Regions from separate parts of the Mus musculus genome. Here region 1 is linked to region 2. The links are chromatin loops, found by intact Hi-C in ENCODE. Cell type or tissue: left cerebral cortex. All regions are shown on one strand. Links, peaks and the distances in the headings refer to the core of each region. The heading gives the core; the rest is flanking DNA. Region 1 overlaps Clcn3 (chloride channel, voltage-sensitive 3). Region 2 holds the start of Hpf1 (histone PARylation factor 1).

The links. Peaks named below come from ENCODE experiments on the same cell type or tissue, not always from the same donor. Only the 100,000 strongest peaks of a DNase experiment are listed, where the experiment ranks them.
Region 1: it touches region 2 in a loop (2.0-fold over the local background); 2 of 42 quality-filtered maps call a loop at or near these places.

The regions. Positions count from the first base shown.
Region 1 is chr8:60,944,167-60,953,796 of GRCm38, reverse strand. The region is part of intron 2 of Clcn3 (chloride channel, voltage-sensitive 3); the gene reads left to right. Among named protein-coding and RNA genes, the nearest start is that of Clcn3, 34 kb to the left of the region's middle. In left cerebral cortex, for the core only: no CTCF peak of the experiment used is centred there; DNase peaks (open chromatin) are centred at 760 and 3,722; H3K4me3 peaks cover 1,008 bases.
Region 2 is chr8:60,884,289-60,893,918 of GRCm38, reverse strand. Hpf1 (histone PARylation factor 1) reads right to left here and starts at 3,491. Exons shown (of 8, transcript NM_028299.3): 1 at 3,383-3,491; 2 at 59-218. The coding sequence starts at 3,430. In left cerebral cortex, for the core only: no CTCF peak of the experiment used is centred there; DNase peaks (open chromatin) are centred at 3,552, 4,320 and 4,575; H3K4me3 peaks cover 1,370 bases.

The sequences.
Region 1 (9,630 bases), core at 471-8,470, 61 kb before region 2:
TGATTATTTTTTAAAAAATGGTTGGCATTTGTTGTTCTAGAAATTAACTTCAAGAAACATTCTTTAGCTAGATGACTTCATATATGAGTCATATTATTTGCTGATGTTATAAAGTTTATGGTTTAATCCCAACTAAATGAGGAAGATTTAAAATACATTTTGTATCCTGACAATAATTTTAAGTTGTATGGAATTTAGGAATTATAATGCATTCAACAGATACTGATTACGTTGCAAACTGCAAAACAATAATTGGATTCTAAACAGTTGCAACTTTACTCTGTAGAATTCTGTGCTTAGTAAAAGGTTTCTTTTTATATTTTGAGGAAAAACTAAGATCATGTCCCATATATTGTGCTTTCCTTTATGAATTGTATATGTGTGCATGTATAAATTAGGATTTAGTAAAAAAATAAATAAAAGAAATTATTCTTTGTACTTTTAGAACATTTCTTCTAACATTATAAAAGTATAAAAAGTACAAAAAATAATTTCTCCTAATGATGTTCTGACATACGTGTGTGTGTGTGTGTGTGTGTATCTAAAAGTATAAGGAATAAATTCTCCTAAATTTTTACTCCCTGGTATTTTTTTCCTTTTCCTGATAGAGTTTCCCTGTGTTTCTGTCATCCGTTTCCTGGTAATATTCGTATTGAACAGTGATTATTCAAATGTCACATTATTTACTAATATGGGAAATGGCAAAGGCAGGCAGACCATACTTTCTCTGAGTGAAAACAGCATCCGTTTGTTAGTACTGATTAACTAGAAGGGTTGGGCAGCACTATCTGATAGTCTTGGCAGTGCAAATTTATAGACTGCCTGTGTAAAAATGTACAAGAAATAAGAAATGTCATAACTTATGTCAAATGACACGTACAGATTACCAAGAGAGAAATTGAAAAAAATATTTCTGGGACATTTTCTTAAATAGTTCCCTGGAATCATCTTGAAGGCCTGACCACTGTCAGAAGCTCAGACGTGGTCCTGATTCTGATGAGACCTTCTCTGTTAATACAAGTGGTGGTTTTAGGAAGCACTGCGTTTGCTCAGTTATGTATTTGCCTTACTTGACTGTCCCATATCATTAAGAACATAGGGTAGTGTCCTAGTGTCTATGTGTGAGAAAGCATTTGCTTTCCATAATTTATGACCCTGTGAAACCATAGGTCAGCACAAAGGAACTGGTGATATGAATATAGGAAAATAGCTTAAATCAAGCAAAGTGCATCAGCTTTCCTGTGAAGACAAAATGCAGTAATTAGAAATAGATCTTCAGGCTGGTAAAGGGAAAAAAGGTGAAATTCAAAGTATAAAATTGTAAAGGCTGTTGGTAAGTAAAGCTGGAGGTAGGGATTAGCTCTGTGGGTAATTAGGCTTAATCACCACTTTTCAAGGTGGAATGCTAAATAATTAAGCTTTTTACTTTAGTGCATAATATAGCATCTGAAAGAGCAAGTAGACTGAAAGTTGAAGTCATTTATATATTACTTATTAGAAGTTAAAATCATATTTTAGAAATAGCCTTCTTTGGGGGTAATTCTTTGTACTGCTGGTTTCATTCACTATGTTGGCTTTCTTTGTGAAGTTGAAGTAGTTTGGGATTGAGTTCTTTCGTCTACTAATCCCTTTGCATGGTTTTGATTTTAAAGAAATGTTTTTCTTATATTTATTTTATTCATTGTGTGTTACTTGGGTGTCACATGACAACTACACAGTGGCACTTGTAGAAATCAGTTCCTGTCCTTCAGTCATGTGGGTCCCAGGAGTTCAACTCTGGTCATCAGGCTTGGTAGAAAGTTTGTAATCTACTGAACCTTCTCACCAGGCCCCAGGCCCTAGACTGGCTTTTTTTTTTTTTTTTTTTTTTTTTTTTTTTGATGGACCTAGAAGGAACAGGTTTAATATTCCATTTACTCCATGTAAAAAGCCTTTAAACATTATTTGACTACCTGGTTTGTTTTTTTTTTTTTTTTTAATTTGAAGTACTTATGGAACTCTGTGTTTATAGAAATCCTAACTAGGTACTGTGGAGAGCGATGACAGCTACAGGAGTAATACTAATAGCTAAAATTGAATAGAATTGATTCACATAATTTGACCCTTCTCATCATTTGATCATTTTCTCATTGCGTACAAGCCTCAAACGACTGGTCCTTCAGTCTGCTGGGGGCTTAAGGCTTCTGATGTTGAAAACAAACCATGGAGGATGCTAGTCTCCTGAAGCTGCTGTTAGACTGAGCGTTCCATGGCCCTTTAGGAGAGGAAGAGAGAGACAAGTGTTTTGGCAGGTGGTACTAAGTAGGCCATTTTTCTGTGAACAGGGGAATTTGCCAGGTGTCTGTGGTGGAGAAAATGGACTAAGTGCAGTGTCAGGGAGTAGAGAGCTGGCCAGAGAATGATGAGCTCTGCTGCATCATATCTGTCAGCAAGTTTCATTGTGAGGAGTAGAGGCAGCAGTGAAGGCGATGATTTAAATCTTTTCCCTACCCTATAATGTAAACACATTTTTCTTTCCTCCTGAAATTGTAGTAGCTTTCCACTTGTACAAATCCAGATGTTAAATGCATTCTTGTTGTCAAAAGGATATCCTATAGGCTTCTGATTAAAATAATAAAAAATTATTTGATATTACTAATGCTTGTTTTATAGTATTATTTGTCTTCATTTGTTATAAAACAGATCTGTGGTCAAATTTATACTTCCCATTATATTTACATTTTTAATAAAAATCCTAAACATTTTAAACAGACACTTTACTATGATTTATTTTAAATCATCTCATGACTTATCCTACATCAGAAATGCTTTGTATATTCAAATCTCAGGAGATGAGCACACCTCTTACCACATTTACTAAATTTGCAATGTTGATTTTTTTTCTTGCAGCAAGTTTTGTGCTTACATAGGACACTAGTGACCTAAATTGTACTTTACAATTTTGTTTTTTATTTTTAATTACTGTGCTTAATATGTAGGGTGTTTTTGTCCTTTGTATGTGTCCAAGTGCATGAGTGTGCATTTCTTCCTTTATAACTCAGACCAAAACAAAATTTACTTTAACTTCTTTTTTTGTAAATTGTTTTGATGCTGTATCTGCATCATTGCATATGCAGAGATGAGAAGTGAAGTTTGAACCTGCGTTCAGTATGCATAGGAGCTTGTAGCTACCTTGTCTAAGGCTGCTATTTATATTGAGGTGACAACAGAACATAAAACTAAACAGCACATTGAAGTAGGCAGTGGGCTCAGCAGTGGGTACTGGTTAATTGCATGCCTTCTTTGGGATTTTTGTATTAGCTTCTAGGTCTTTGTGGTTTAAGTAGTTAAATATGACTGGATGACTGAACAATTTTTCAGAGTACATACTGTTATATTTCATTTATACTGTCATTGATCTAGCCACTATCAACTGATCACTTACTAACTGCAGCTGTACATACAGATAGAGCACTCATATAGAACTTTATATATTTGACAACCCCCACTCCTACCCCGTTTTGTGTTTTCAAGCAGTTTTACGTGGTCCAGGCTGCAACCTTGAAATGTAGTTGAAGATGATCTTGATTGTCTGATCTTCCTGCTTCTACCTCCCAAGTGCTGGGATTAGATTTTGTACATACTAGGTGATTAGCTACCAGATGAGTCACATCGCAACCCTTTTTAATTTACCCAGACTCTGGGACTTCTGTTATCAACCTACATTCACCCTTCCTCCCCTTACTAGGATGACGATCCTTACTACTAAGCTCCTAGAGGAGAACACATACGTGGCTGCATCTGTTGCTCTCGAGACAGACATAACTGTGTCAGGAGACTGTTACACATGGGTTTCTGGCTCCTTCTTCCCTAGTGTTCAGTGTGTGCTTAAGTTTATCTGCTGTGATAGCAGTAACACTGGAAATGGCAAGTTCACCCTTGTGTCTTTGGAACTTGGCCTGGAGGTAATAAATGACAATCTCATTAAGCAGTGGTATGCCTGTTCTATTTGAAAATAGGTGTTTGAGTGTTTGTCTGTGAGAAAACCATTAGTTTGCTGTTTGTATAACTATGGGATTTATTACTGAATCCTGTTTTCATTTAGTACAGATCATCAACTATACATTGAAGCTTAGTAGGAGGTACATAAAGATTTTTAATTTATGGAAAAGTAGATAATCTTGATATTTATTTTTCTCTAGTTTTGTGTCAACCTTTTAGGTTTAAAATGTTGGTCAGAAAGAAATTTACCAGTATTTTTCAAAAGATGAAGAAAATGAAAATTGAAAAAATCACTACTTACTAAACAGTTTCATTTACTAAACTTTGATTTTATTTAGGTACATATCTGTAAGCTGTATCAGTTAGGGATGCTGTAGGCTACAGTCTAAGGGCTTAAAAACTAGTTTCTAAGTGTCCACCTAGAGGCATGGTTCAGTTTGATGAGCAAAGGTAGGCTCTCCATGGTGTAATGAGTCTTGAACACCCTGAGGGTGAAAGAGGGGCTGTACTGTTAGCATAGCAGTTTTACAGTGTATAATCTGTGAGCAAAACACTGCCCAAGGGTGGGAATACAACATTTTCTCCTCTTTTGTTTTTGAGGTTTTTGACTAATTATTCTGAACCTACTCTTGAGACTTGACCTAAATATATATCTTCCAATCATGAAATTATGTTTTTTGACCCTATTATTAATACAGTGGCAGTAACTTTGGAATAAATGCATAGGTTTGGGTGTTTATTCCACTACTTACTTACATTATGGTCTTGATATTATTTCATTGTATTCTTTCTTTGTTTTTCAAATTTATAAAATAGATAATAAGTCTTGCCTTATAATGATGTATTGAGTGAGCTGTACTAAGAATCATGTCTATTGCACAATAGATATTCCACAAGTGTTAGTAGTTTTTAATGTTTTCAGATGTGAGCTAGTTAATAGATCTAGCCTTTGCATGGAAAAGCTACTTTAATTCTGATGTGGCCCACTTGATATACTTTTCTCATTTATCATGTATCCTTTGTTGATAAATCTACTTGACTAATTCAAGGTCACAAAACTCTTACGTTTTCTTCTTAGGGTTTTGCAGTTTTAGCTAATTCTAATTTTGGATCAAAACATTTGAGTTTTTGTTCATGTATGTGTGAGTTGGGCATCTAGTTTCATCCTTTTGCATAGATAGCGTTCCTCAGCATCATTTGTTCAAAGCATTATTCTTGGGGCTGGAGAAATGGCTCAGTGGTTTAGAGCACTGTCTGCGCTTCCAGAGGTCCTGAGTTCAGTTCGCAGAAACCACGTGATGGCTCTTAGCCATCTATCTTAGGATATGATGCTCTCTTCTGCCATGCAGCTGTACATACAGATAGAGCACTCATTTACATAAAATAAATTTTTTTAAAAAAAGAAAAGATTATTTTTCTCTATTAGAAATATATTTTTAATATATTTATGTACCTTAATTTTTCTACAGATAAATGCATTTTATTTCCATAGTTGTCTGAGCGTTATAAAGTTCTGTGGCTATAAAAGAACAAAATGAAGCTAAAAAGTCTTCTTTGTATAGTAAGTAGGAGGCCAAGTCTGTGTACATGCAAGCCAGTCTGTGTACATAGTTCATTAGCTGAGTAGTTTTTCTAAGTCAGATCTTTCCGTATTTTTGATATTTGAACTGTGAAATTGTCACTAATTACATTATTGATCATTTCTAAGTGATTTACCTTTGTATACATATTAGTATAATTATGATTAGTTAAAAATTTGAGAACCCCCTCCACCATCTCTAAAGTTGAAGAACTTCTTGTCTAAATGAAGAACATAGCTTTTTCTCCCATTCTCTTTTGCATGTTGTCCATGTTTGGGGTTAAGATTAATACTAAATGATTTGATCATTGATGAATGTCATAATATGATTTAATTTGATGATGTCTTAGACACAAAATATTTAAATAGGTTAAAGTTTGTGGGTATTTTATTTCCTCTTACCTGTCAGTATTAAGCTTTCTCATTACTTACTTGCTTCTAGTCTATACACTTGCTTCTAAGCTAAGAGTAGCTGACAAAATGGACCTATGGGCTAAAAGGTTAATAAGTAATATGTGCTGGATCACAAAGCTAATAGGTAGCAGATCTGGAATTTGACTTTCAAACCTTCTAACACCAAAGTGCATTAAGGTCATGAAAGTTCTTTTCTAGGCTCCTCTGAAGAAAGATATTTGTCCAGCTATTCTTGGGATCCAAGTAGTGGGAGCCAGCTTACATCCTTTTGATGGTTGTTAAAATGGATTGGTTTCACTTCTTGTATTTGTATGTTTGAATTTTATATAGCCAGCAGCTATTTTTTATAGACCCCCCCTTCTTCCCTCTCATCCCCCTCCCCCTTTCTCCCTCTTTTCTCTCCCTCCCTTCTCTCCCTCATAGAGAGTTCAAATCCAGTGCCTGGTGCTTGGTTCCAGCCTCATACTCATCTTTTTCTTGGCAGAGGCATGTATCTTATAGATCTCATCAAGGTTTCCTACTACATAGGGCAGAAGTTTTTTGTTTTTTAAAGATTTATTTATATTATGTGAGTACACTGTAGCTGTCTTCAGACACACCAGAAGAGGGCATCAGATCTCATTACAGATGTTATGAGCCACCTTGTGATGGCTGGGATTTGAACTCAGGACCTCCAGAAGAGCAGCCAGTGCTCTTAAGCGCTGAGACATGTTGCTAGAAGCAAAGGGACACCAAATGGGCAGAATCAATATGGACCTCTTGCATAACTAATACCCCTTTGATGAGGATACAGTTTTATTATTTTATCATTTTAAGTTTGGAGATATACCTGATTATTAGTAATGAATATTTAGTAGTGGGCTTTGAAAAATGGGACAAGAAAAAGTTGAAATTAATTATAAAAGATGACTAAGAAAAATATATAATTCAGATAATGTTTGCAATGGTCTAGTGATCTAAATTTTTAAGTTATAGTGTATCCTAGAAAATATATTCATCAAAGTGATATGTGTACATTTAATGACAGAACTTTCATAAAGTATGAATGAATAGCTCAACATCTAAACAAATATGGCCAGCTTATGAGTAAGTCTGCTCTATGTATTTCACATCCAGGAAATGGGAACAGTTGAAGCCTATCTTTAGTCTATAACTTTCTTCTTTACTTGGTTCTCTTCTAGTCTTTGTACAGCATATCTCAAGGAATATGGCAAAATGGTGTTTCATATGGCTTCCAGAAATTCTAAGCCCCTTTCCTCACAGAGTTTTGAAATCTAGAATATCATCTCTTGTGATCAAAAGTATTTGCTTTTATGATTTTCTTTTTTGTATGGGTTTCAGAATTCTTAATTAACTTATCCTTATTTTATATATGTGTTTGTATGCATGTATGGTTGTGCACCACATGTGTGCAATGCCTGTGGAGGCCAGCAGAGACCATCGTAAACCTGGAGTTATAGATGGCTGTGAGCTCTCATGTTGCTGCTTGGAAATGAGCCTGGGTTCTCTGCAAGAATAGCGAGTGCTTTTCACTGCTGAGCCATCTCTCCAGCTCCAGTAATACTGAAATTTTATGTTCTACTCTTTTACCTGGTAATGCATATATTTGATGGTCAGTGGGAGTTTGTGGGCAGGATAAAAATAATAAGGTCATGGAACTTCATTCTTAGTTCCAAAAGGTACTCGCCTACTTGTCATTAATGTCTCTACAGATAAGCAAATGAGGGCAGCATTTGCATTAGAAATGACATCCTGTCAGTTTAGGTTATTAAACCAATTGTAAGAGATGCTGAAGGCAAAGAAAGGCATACTAATCAAGGAAGCAGTGGCCTGACTGCCTCTATTTTATCCTTGAAGACCTTCGTTTTCCAAAGCTTATTTTTATATATCAATTTTAGAAAAACTGTATTATAATTTATATACTAACCAGCTCGTACAAGAGAATACCCTACATGTCCGAGAACTTCAACTTGTGTTTGGGTAATAATTAAAACTTGTGTACTTTAAGGCATTGAAGGGTGATGTTTATTAATTTGTTGCTTACTAAAAACTTTAATCCACATGTAATTGACTTCAGTTTACCTCATTTTCGCATATGTAACTGAATCCTTATACATATCTACATGCTGTGAACTGTATACAGAGATGTATTTGAGATACTTGATGGCTGTTATTACAGTTACACAGTTATACCTTTAAAGTCACTCCACTTGCATATGTATGCATCTCTATGATAAATTAGAGAAGACTGAAGCGTCTGTCTTTTCTTTCTCTTTGTTACAACTTAGTTTTTGTGTGTTATTTGGTGGAACAAAGTATATAAAACCATTTACAGGCGTTCTATACTAACGAAATATTAAAATTGTTGGAAATTTTTGATTTTCGGAAATCTTAATTTGCTGCAGTTTTGTGAATTGACATGTTGGAATAGTTTTCGTAGGGTAGTTACTTCACAGTCACTATATTCAAGATACATGAATGATAAATATAAGTGTTTGCTGTGCTCCTGTTTTCCTAGTTCATAAAAGTAAGAATAGCAATCTTTTCCTGCTTCTCAGTTCACAACTGTATAGGAGAAATAGATATTCTATATGTATATCTTTATGACACAGTCTAGAAATGCTTTTCTTGGTTCTAGTAATGTATTATTGTACAGGTATGTTGAAGGGTATACAAGTTCTGAGTTTTACATAGAAAAGTCGTGAAATCAGAAGACTACGTAGCTCTTTAGCTCCGTTCAGATAAGAGCAACATAGGTAAGAATAGTACTAGAATCTCTAGAGCCTTTAGTAGTTGATTTGTGCCTGTGTGAGATGTGGTTGCTCTGTGTGTGTGTGTGTGTGTGTGTGTGTGTGTGTGTGTGTGTGTGTGTGTGTGTGTGTGTGTGTCTGCGCACACAGCTGCATGTGGAAGCATGGTGTCTTTCTCAGTCACTCAGCATTGGATCCTGTGATTCTAGAGTTGCAGGTCTTTTGCTGGGAATGGAACTTGGGTCCTTTGGAAGAGCAGCAAGTGTTTTTGTACCTTTGTACCATCTCTCTAGCCCCCCCCCCTCATTCTTTTCCTTCCCCCCCCCCTTTTTTTTTGTGGAAGGCAGGGTCTCTCACTGAACTTGGAGCTTTCTAACTGGGTAGATTGACTAGCCAGCAAGCCCTAGGGGTCCTCTTATCTGTGCTCCCCTAATATTTCATGGCTGCACCTGGAGTTTTATGAGTTCTAAGGTCTGAACTCAAATTTTCATGCTTATATAATAGCAAGCACTTTACTGAATGAGCCACTTTTATGTCTGTAGTAAATTCTTTACAATAATTTCAGGGCTGAGGATATAGTTTTAATGGTCTTCAGCATTGAAGAAACAAATTTTCAGATTTATAGAAGTGAAAATTAATACAGAGTCCTCTATATTTTATCTGAATTCCTAAAATATTAGCAGTTTACCACATTAGTTTATTCTGTCTTTTGTTCTTTGCCTTTGTATTAAATATTCCAGGTAAAATGTGACATTTTCTATAGATAATGCATTATGAATATACTATATTTTTAATTATAAGAGTAAAATTCAGAAAAAGTACGTCTTCCTCAAAAAAGGATATCTGTATATAACTATATTATGATTTTTAAAAATCAGAATTGACATTGGTATAACATTTTTACTT
Region 2 (9,630 bases), core at 1,196-9,195:
TCCAGTTTCCTGTCATCTCTTGCAGTCACAGGAGCAGAGAGAGACTAGACAGACTCACCAGCTGGCTTTTCAGGATCAAGCTCTTCACAGAACTTCCAGAAATGATAGAAATCTTCAGGCAGTGAAAGCTTATAAAGATTTTCCACTTCTTTTCGAAGGTCACTGGAGACATCAGCCTCAGAAAACTTACTCTTCTTCACCTCAACTGTCTTTTCACACTGAAATTGGCATATGAAACTTAAGTCCTCCCAACGAACTTCAACAACCACCCTTGCACACCAATATTGCTTACTGGCCAGTTTATGGGCACCATACACATTTTCCTAAATACCTTATGATTGTGAAGTGTGTGTGTGTGAGTGGCTGCTGTTGAGGCTAGAGGAGAGCACTGATCCCTGGAGCTGGAGCTGGGAGTTGCCCAACAGAGTGGACACTGTCCTGGGTCCTCTGCAAGCCCAGTGCATGCTCTTAGCTGCTGAGCCATCTTTCTACCTCCATTTTAACATGTTCAAACAAACAAACAAACAAACAAACAAAAGCAATAACAAAAGCATGAGCTCGTGATACTTAAGTAAACTCCAAGAGATTCTTTTGTGCAAAGAACACAGTTTACACGGTGGTCAAAAAATACCACCCAAAGCATGTCTCTAAATGTGCTTCTCCATAGCAGAGACAAACAAACCAAGAAGAAACAAAGGGAAAATGTAAAGCTGTCATAAAGGCATAAAAGTTTCAGCTCTATTTTGGTACCAAGATGCCATCACATCATCAGGCCTTTCACTTAAACAGACTCATCACGCACACCAGAAGCAAACGATCACAAGTAACTGGATACAAAGGACTTATCAGATAAAAGCTGTTTCTGTTAAGTACAAGGGCACACACCTGTCATGTTATTACCCAGCAACCATAGCACTTAAGAGGACTGCCTGAGCAAAGCCATCGTCGGATACATCTTTAAGAACAAACAAAACGAATGTACAATGGCACATATGCATGAGTAAGCCAGGATGAGACCAATTTCTTTGTATTCTAACCTAAAACATAAATAATGGGGGAAAAAAGCTGTTTTTTCAGGAACTCCAACCATAGTTAGGTCTGCACTACTTACCACAATCATTACTACCCTTCCACTTAAAACCAGATAACTTCCTTTTGACATTCCAAACAAAAAGAGAGGAGAGGTATGGTATAGTTAAGGATCAATATGGGAATATCCTCTGAGCTAAAAACCATGTCTTTCGGAAAAGGCTTTGTAATGCTAAGATTTGCATCTCTAGCACCCATGCAAATTAAAGGTTAAAGGATGCTATTGGAAACTGGCTCAGTGCTACCAAGGCAACTTGCTTACTTTGCGTATCTGTCTTGTTTTCTAAGTACAATCTCTTTCTTTCTGGGAACTTAGATCCTTGTGGTTCTGAATCCAGGCGAAACTCGGCACATTCTACCCGCAGCAGGACCAGCGGCACCTAGTGCTGCAGAGGCTAAGGGATACAGCTCAACGCCGCCCAGTGCGCGGGAGAGCTGCCCTCAGCAAGCCAGTGCCGCTAGAGTCGGCATTTCTCACCCAGGTGTTGATAACTACATGTTCTCAGGGGTCCAACCATATGTATTGGTAACTGTCATTCCAAGCCTACACACTGTATGTACAAGTCAGGCATCGGGTAAGAATTGTTTTTGACAGCACTGTCCTTAGGAGGTTGAAATGCCAGCCAACAGGAAAATAGATAGTTACAGGGCTTTCAAACACTGGGGAACAGTAACTAAATGAAAGAAAGAGAAGTACAGTTAGACAACATGGCTCAATCTTTGTATGATGTTCAATTAAGAAAACCCCCCAAGATTAGATAGATGTGTGGTGGTTTTAAACAGAATAGCACTTATAAATTTGAGTACACCAAGGAATGGCAGTACTGGGAAGGACTAGGAACTGTGGCCTTGGTGGAGGAAGTGTGTCACTAGGGGATAGATAAGACTTTGAGGTTTCAAAAAGCCCATTCCACGCCCAGAGTCTCTCCCTTCCTGCTGCCTTCCAGTCTAGATGTAGAACTCTCTGCTTCTCCTGCAGCATACCTGCCTGCCTGCTACCACGCTTCCAGCCGTGGTGATAGTGGACCGAACCTCTAAAACTGTAATCAAGCCCCAGCTAGGCACTTTTTTTTTTTTTTAATGGTCATGGTGTCTCTTCACAGCAGTAGAATACTGACTAAGACAAGATGTACCATAAAAGCTTTTTAAGGAAACAACAAACTCTACAAGAAGGCAAGGGTAACTCCAACTTCAGGGTGATAGCCACAGTGACTAGAAGCGGCAGGAAATGCTTAGGCAAAAAGGAAAAGGCACCCAAATGGGTAGATGCAGAACTGTGGGAGTGGTTTTACATACAACGTATTTGGTCACATTGTCCCCTTCCCTAACTCCACATGACTTCAGGGACTGAATTCAAGTCATCAGTACTATTACTCTCTACGTCATCAAGCTGGACTTTGTTTAAGACAGGTCTATTGTAACCCAGGCTGGTCTTGAACTTGTAATGTAACTGAGGAGGACACTGAACTTTTGGTCTTATTGCTTCTGCCTGACAAGGCTGTTCTCTTTAAACCACATTTTTAACTTGGTGTTGTGAGAAAACACAACACAACGAGAATAATACCTATGTTCGCCATCCACTGGCCGTTAAGCCTTAGCAATCGCCTCACCCTACCCAGTTTAAAACATAGCTGGTGTCACTTTTGTTAAACGTTCGTTTCCCTGCTTAACTTCTCCCATTAGCTACTGTATGCTTAAGGAACCCATGAAATCATGTAAGAGTCCAGACTGGCCAATCTATCACTCATCTGAGAACCCGTATCCCTTACACTTCCAGGTCAGGCTACCAAAGTAGCCGGGCAGTGGTGGTTCGTGTCCTGGAGGCAGAGGCAAGAGGGTCTCTGTGATTTGGAGGCTACATATTGAGTTCTGATCTACATATCAAGTTCCAGGACAGCCGGGGCTACAACATAGAGACTGTCTTAAACAAAAGTCTTTAATAACTCCAGGGCTTGTTAATTCCAGCATTTTCTTTTACACACCTGCGTTAACCCCAAGCAAAAAAAAAAACGAAAGGTGAAATGTTTGTTCGCGTGTGCCTCGCCGCCCTGGCAGCTCCTCCAGTTTCCATCAGCTGGTTAGTAAGTGAATGAGTGAGTGAGTGAGTGAGTGAGTGAGTGAGTGAGTGAATGAATGAATGAATGAATGGTCCGTCCGCTGGCTGCAGAGCTTCGTGGGAACTGGGCTGGCGCTGGAAAGGAACGACTTCCCCGGGCCATTGCCCCGCAGGGCGGCCCTCGGCTCCTCCACGGCCCATAGCGTCCCCATACCCAGCGCATCCCGCCTCGCCTACCTGCGGTCCCGCCCCGGCCGTCCGGCGCTTCCCGCCACCGCCAACCATCCCGCAGCCGCAGCGAGCGAGCCAAGGCCCGCGCTCCTGCCGCTTCCGAGCGCCCGCTAGTGCTTCCGGGTTCAAAAGCCGCCAATCCGAGCTGCCGCTTAGCCACTCAGAGGCGCCAATTTAGAGACCAGGCTCCGCCCCCTGAGACGGAGGAGGACGCAAGGCCCGGTCCGCAGACCTGGGGTGGCCCCGCCCCCCCGAACGCAAGCACCGCCCCCTGAGCTACATCCGGGGCCCCGCCCATTGCCTAGCGCCAGCGTGCGCTAGAACCTAGACTATATGACTATTGAATTTGGGTTCTTAAGGAGCGATAAACTTCGTCCTCATATGCTCAAGAGAGATAGCTTTAAGATGCTGCCTCACTTCAGCCTTTTCGTTTTCTTTGTTTCTACTCATTTAAAGAATTAATTTTTTGCACTCCATCCCTTTCTCTCTTTTTTTTTTTTTTTTTTTTTTTTTTCCGAGACAGGGTTTCTCTGTGTAGTCCTGGCTGTCCTGACTCAGAAATCCGCCTGCCTCTGCCTCCCGAGTGCTGGGATTAAAGGCGTGCACCACCACCGCCCGGCTTCCCTTTCCCTTCCTATTGCACTATTGTCTAACACTAAGTAAACCTATCTTTTCTCTTTTCTTTACCTCCCTCCATTTCCTTCCCTTTATCTTCACATCCTCTCTCTCTCTCTTTCTCTCTCTCTCTCTCTCTCTCTCTCTCTCTCTCTCTCTCTTCTCATTTCTCTGTTCTTCATTCCTAATACAATTCGTTTTTTGTTTTTGTTTTTACAAATCTTGGCTATGCTTAGTGTAAGCCCTGTACCACGAGCAGCTGCAGCACCCCGAGCCAGTTTAAAAAGGCACACTGTCAGGCTCTACCCAGAGCTTAAAAATCAGAATCTGACTCTCAGGAAGAACACAGTTTGGAAGACACACTCCTCCACCACCTTCCCCTTCTCTTCCTTATTCACAATTTGTATACTCTCATTTTGTGGAACATATCCTTGGTTTTAAACTTATTTTATTTTTAGTTATATGAGTGTAGATTTGTAGATTTGTGTGTGTGTGTGTGTGTGTGTGTGTGTGTGTGTGTGTGTGAGCGCGTGTCCCACAGATGGCAAAAAAAAGGCATCGGATTCTCTGGAGATAGAGTTATAAGTGGCAGTGAGCCACTCGACGTGGGTGTCCTGCAAGGGCAGTGTATTACTCTTCACCACTGAGCCTTCTCCTCCGGTTTTGAGGAGCACTTCAAACCAGGGGCACAGCTGCTCCCTTGCTGTAACTGGGGCGGGAGTGAAAGAGAAAATAAAAGACCTAAAGGTCGCACTCCCTCCATCCTCCTCCTACCCCACTCATGTACTCATCTGGTACATGTTTCACACCAGCTGAAAGAATTTCAGCACACCTAACAATACTTGAAAAGACTGTGATAATATAGGCTAAAGTCTTTAGAGAGCTGTTTGAAACAAGAGTGTGGAAAACAGCCAATAACCCATACTTGGGATTAGAATGTTTGTTTCCATATGACCTTTCATACTAACCTTTATCTCATTCACAATCCTAACCAGTGCACCTCTTAAACTACTTTATAATCTCATTTACAAAACGAGATTCTTTAAAATAAGCGAATCCATTCTTTTTACATTTAATTTTAAAACTTTAATCTTTGAGGCTGGTTATAAATTACATTATTTGAACAATGTAATTTCAAAATCTCTATCAAATATAGATTTTTTTTACAAAAAGACATTAAAGCACATCTCTTTCTTATCCTGTTTTGTTTTTGTTTTTATTTATTTGTTTCATTTATTTTTGTTTTATCTTTTTTTTTTGTTTGTTGGTTTGGTTTGTTTGTTTGTTTTGGTCAAGTTGACCTAGGGTCACCTGGGAAGAACCTCAATTGGGAAAATGCCTTTATCACATTGCCTGTAGGCAAGTCTGTGAGGCATTTTCTTGATTAATGATTGATGTGGGAGGACCCAGCACCCCGAGGGCTTTGGTACCCCTGGGCAGGTGGTCCTAGGTCCTATCAGAAAGCAGACTGGACCAGGCATGAAAGCAAGCCCCGTGCTCCACCGTGGTCTCTGCTTCAACTATTGCCTCCAGGTTTCAGTGTGAGTTCCTGAGTTCCTGCCCTGACTTCCCTTCATGGTGGAGAGGAAAGGGCTTATTTCTTCTTATAATGCAAATGTAATATCTTTTTAATTACTTGTTTTGTATTGGTATTGAGTGTACCCCTTGGAGCCCAATAGAAGAAAGGCTGGAAATCTGAATAATCTCAGAGTGTGTCCTCCATGTAAACAGGTTCTCCAGGGAAATAGCCCATAGACATTCATTCTTTGTCTGTCCATTTTGTCTGTCTATTCACCTATTCAGTTCACATGATGGTCGAGAAGTTCCACAGTTTTCTCCAACTTGGGAACTCAAGAAAGCTACTTCTGTAGTTTGAAGCTCTGGAATCCAGGATGCTGGTGCTTAGAGTGGAGTTTTGGGCCTTAGAAATGAAAACTATAATCACTGAACACAGGAATAGAAGGATGACAAAGCTCGAGAGTTCTAGCTGGGGAAAGGGAATAGAGCAAGGGAAAAAGAACAAGAGGAGAAAAGGAGGAGGAAGAGGAAGAGGAGGAGGAGAAAAAAGAGACTTTCGTTTTATCCAGACCCTGAGTGGACCTAATGGTGCTCATTAACACATATGAGGATAGTCTGTTTTATTCTGTATTTTACATACTTTTTATGCATTGTCATCTGGAGTGATGCTAATGAACTTTATATTACATGAAATTTCTATGATGACATCAGTACCCAAGATAAACAACTTAGAGAGAGGGAAGGGGATTTCTTTTGGCTCAGGTTTTCCATTCATGTAGAGAGAATCTCTTGTGCACTGTGTGGAAGCAGCGGCTGTCAATAAAAAGCTGTTAGCCTATTCAGCTTCGGCAAGAAATAGGAAGAAGGCATTCCAGCAGGGAGAGAGGATTCTGGGATGAGAGTCAGATGAGGGGAGAGATTTGCCCCAAATGTTAATGGAGACAGAAGCACGAAACTGAGAAGAGGTAACCAGCCCTGTGGCATTCATAGAACAGAATAAACAAGTTAAGTTATAAGCTAATTAGGAACAGGCCCTCATGTATAGCCTAGGCATTTATTAAGATACAATTCAGTCTCAGAGTTGTTATTTGGGGAACTTGAGTGTGGGTGGGAAAGCCTGTGGTCACATGTTCACTTAGCTCAGCTCTGTGTTTCTGGGTCTGTAGTAAAGCAGTCTATCATGGTGGAAAATGGCAGTAGGAGAACGTTTCTTGCCTCATGGCAGCCTAGAAGATGAGGTAAAGTAGGATGGTTCTAGGACATGATGGACTCTTCACAGCCATATCCCCAGTGACCTATTTCCTCAAGCTTCCCCAATTTCCACCACTTCCCAAAAATGCCATTGAAATCTAATTCGCCAGGGGATTAACCTCCTGATTAGGTTAGAGTTTTCAGTATCCAATCAGATCTGGCAATGACCCACAGGGGTGTGCTTTATTAGTCTCCAGGCATCCCTGAATACAATCCAGCTGGCAATCAAGACTAGCCATCGCAACGTCTGTCTTTAAAATGAAAGTAGGAACATTAACTGCTGGTTGCCAGGGCGTCTGATTTCCTCCAGGTAATTATGACGTCATGTACACTTAAGCCAGACGGACTGATTCAATAATCCCAGTCACTCAGGAGGCCTGCAAATTTAAAGAGTGAGTTCAAGGTCAGTCTATCCAACTTAGTGAGACGTTGTCTCAAACTAACAAAAAAGATGGTGACTTAGGCTCAGGCTATAGTGCTGGCCAAACATGTGCAAAATGAACAATGAAATTAAAAGATGAAAAATATATATCCAAGAAGATTGAAGGAATTTAACTCTGTAAAACTCTGATGAATTAGAATTTCTCCATTGACTTCCAGAGCTACGTGGGGACAAATAAAATATAGAATATAAAATTTGAGATAGCATAACTCCAAACTTTAACACCAAAGAATGTGCTAACAAAGAAAAGATCCTAATACAAGATCCTATCACAGATCCACAATACAAGCTAAAAAAAAAAAAAAAAATACATGCACAGCAATAAGAGTAGCTATGGAATATATAGTTCTTTTTGTGTGATGTTGTGTGTGTGTGTGTGTGTGTGTATGAGAGTTATATCTACATGTGTATGTGTATATGTGCACATGCAGTGGCCAGAGAAGAATGGTCTATCATTTTCTGCCTTATTACCTTAAGACATGGTGTCTTATTAAACTTGGAGTCAGGGGTGGTAGCCAGAAAATTTCAGTCGTCATCTTGTCCCATCCCTTCACACACACACACACACACACACACACACACACACACACACACACTCACACACAGTACTGAGGCTATAGGCTTGCACATGGTCATACTCAGGTTTGGGGATCTGAATTTAAATCGTGCTTTCAGAACAAGGGCCCCTACCCACTGAGCCATCTCTCTCTCTCTCTCTCTCTCTCTCTCTCTCTCTCTCTCTCTCTCTCTCTCTCTCTCTCTCTCTTTTTTTTTTCAAGACAGGGATTCTGGCTTTCCTGGAACTCACTCTGTAGACCAGGCTGGCCTGGAACTCAGAAATCCACCTGCTTCTGCCTCCCGAGTGCTGGGATTAAAGGCGTGCGCCATCATGCCCGGCCTGAGCCATCTTTCTAACCATAGTATCCTTGCGCGCGCGCACACACACACACACACACACACACACACACATTCTCACACACTCATGCCACAACACATACACATACACAACACAACACACACATATTCACACATACACCACATTCACACACTCACACCACAACATACATCCCACAATACATTTTATTCCTAAAAGCTATTGAATTTACTATGTATGTGGTGGAATGCTGAGGAATTATGGATTGTAAAAGAAAAGATAAGCAAAAATTTTTTTCAGGGTGCATATCTGAGTTGCTTATATAGTGCTCAAACCAATCCCAAGCCCATAAATCATCAGCCAATCATCTCACCATGCTATCACCGTGCCCCAGTGAGCGCCCTGTCTGATGAAGTTACTCAGAAGGAGCAAGGGGTTGTGGAGTGCATCATCAGTTAGGACTTCCAGAAAGACAAGGGAAGCAGCCACTGCCTTGGCCTCAGTTCTTTTTGTTGCCTCACCAGTGTTCTGGAAGCCATTTTGGTTCTAATGTCATTTATGGCAGATCAGGACTCCTTGAGGACTCCCAGGAGCCTGTGGCACCTGACTCCCCATCCCACTTTTCCTTCACAAGGTTGACCACTACATCCCCGACATCTCTGTGTGTGTGTTTTTGTGTATGTGTGTATGACACAGGCCCTATTGTATTCTGAGAAACAAATTATACACTTCAAATTTCACTGTCGTGGGATGCCCCGTGCAGCTACATCCTGCGTGATGTACTCAAGTGTGCTTGGTGATGAGGGTATAAAGCACCTTGCTACCAAGAGTCTCCATATGCAACCGTACTGAACTCTGATGGAAAAATAATGTTCTCACTACCTGAAAGCTTCAGTAGCAGCCAAGACGAGATGAACTACTAAGCAAAAATATTTTATGAATACTTTAAAAGACTGATTCTAGTCTAATTTTAAGCTCTGACTAAAGGGACAAAAATCTTTAAAGGTTTATTTCTTTCTGAGAGTTTGTGTTCTTTTAAATCCATATTTAGTATCTTAAATAAGCATTTGTTTCAAGATTTGCTGAAAATTAAAGGCCGGACAACTTCTCACGTATAACTCCAGGTAGTGCTGTGTACAAGACTCTCAGCACTGACATGTATTCAGGGCAAGATGACCCATGGCATGGGACATGTGTAATGGATGATAGTTCACCACATAAGCTCTAAACCTTAATTTGGGCAATCAGGAGTGAAATGAGTCCCTGTGACAAGGGCCATTGTCCATCTATAGATGACGACACTGGTATTGAAAAAGCCTAGAGGCCCCCGGGCATTCAGAATCACCTCATAAAACAGGACCCTGTGAAGGACTGGTGATAGTAAGGAACAAGGAAATCTGGGCGATTATGTGATGTCCAGAGGAAACAGAACTTTGAGGAGAGTGAAGTTTTGCTAACACCCCCCCCACCACCACCACCACATTAAAACTTTGCAGAAACATCATGCGGGGTGGATCCCAGGTGGTTCAACTCTGAAGAGCTGCATTAACCTCC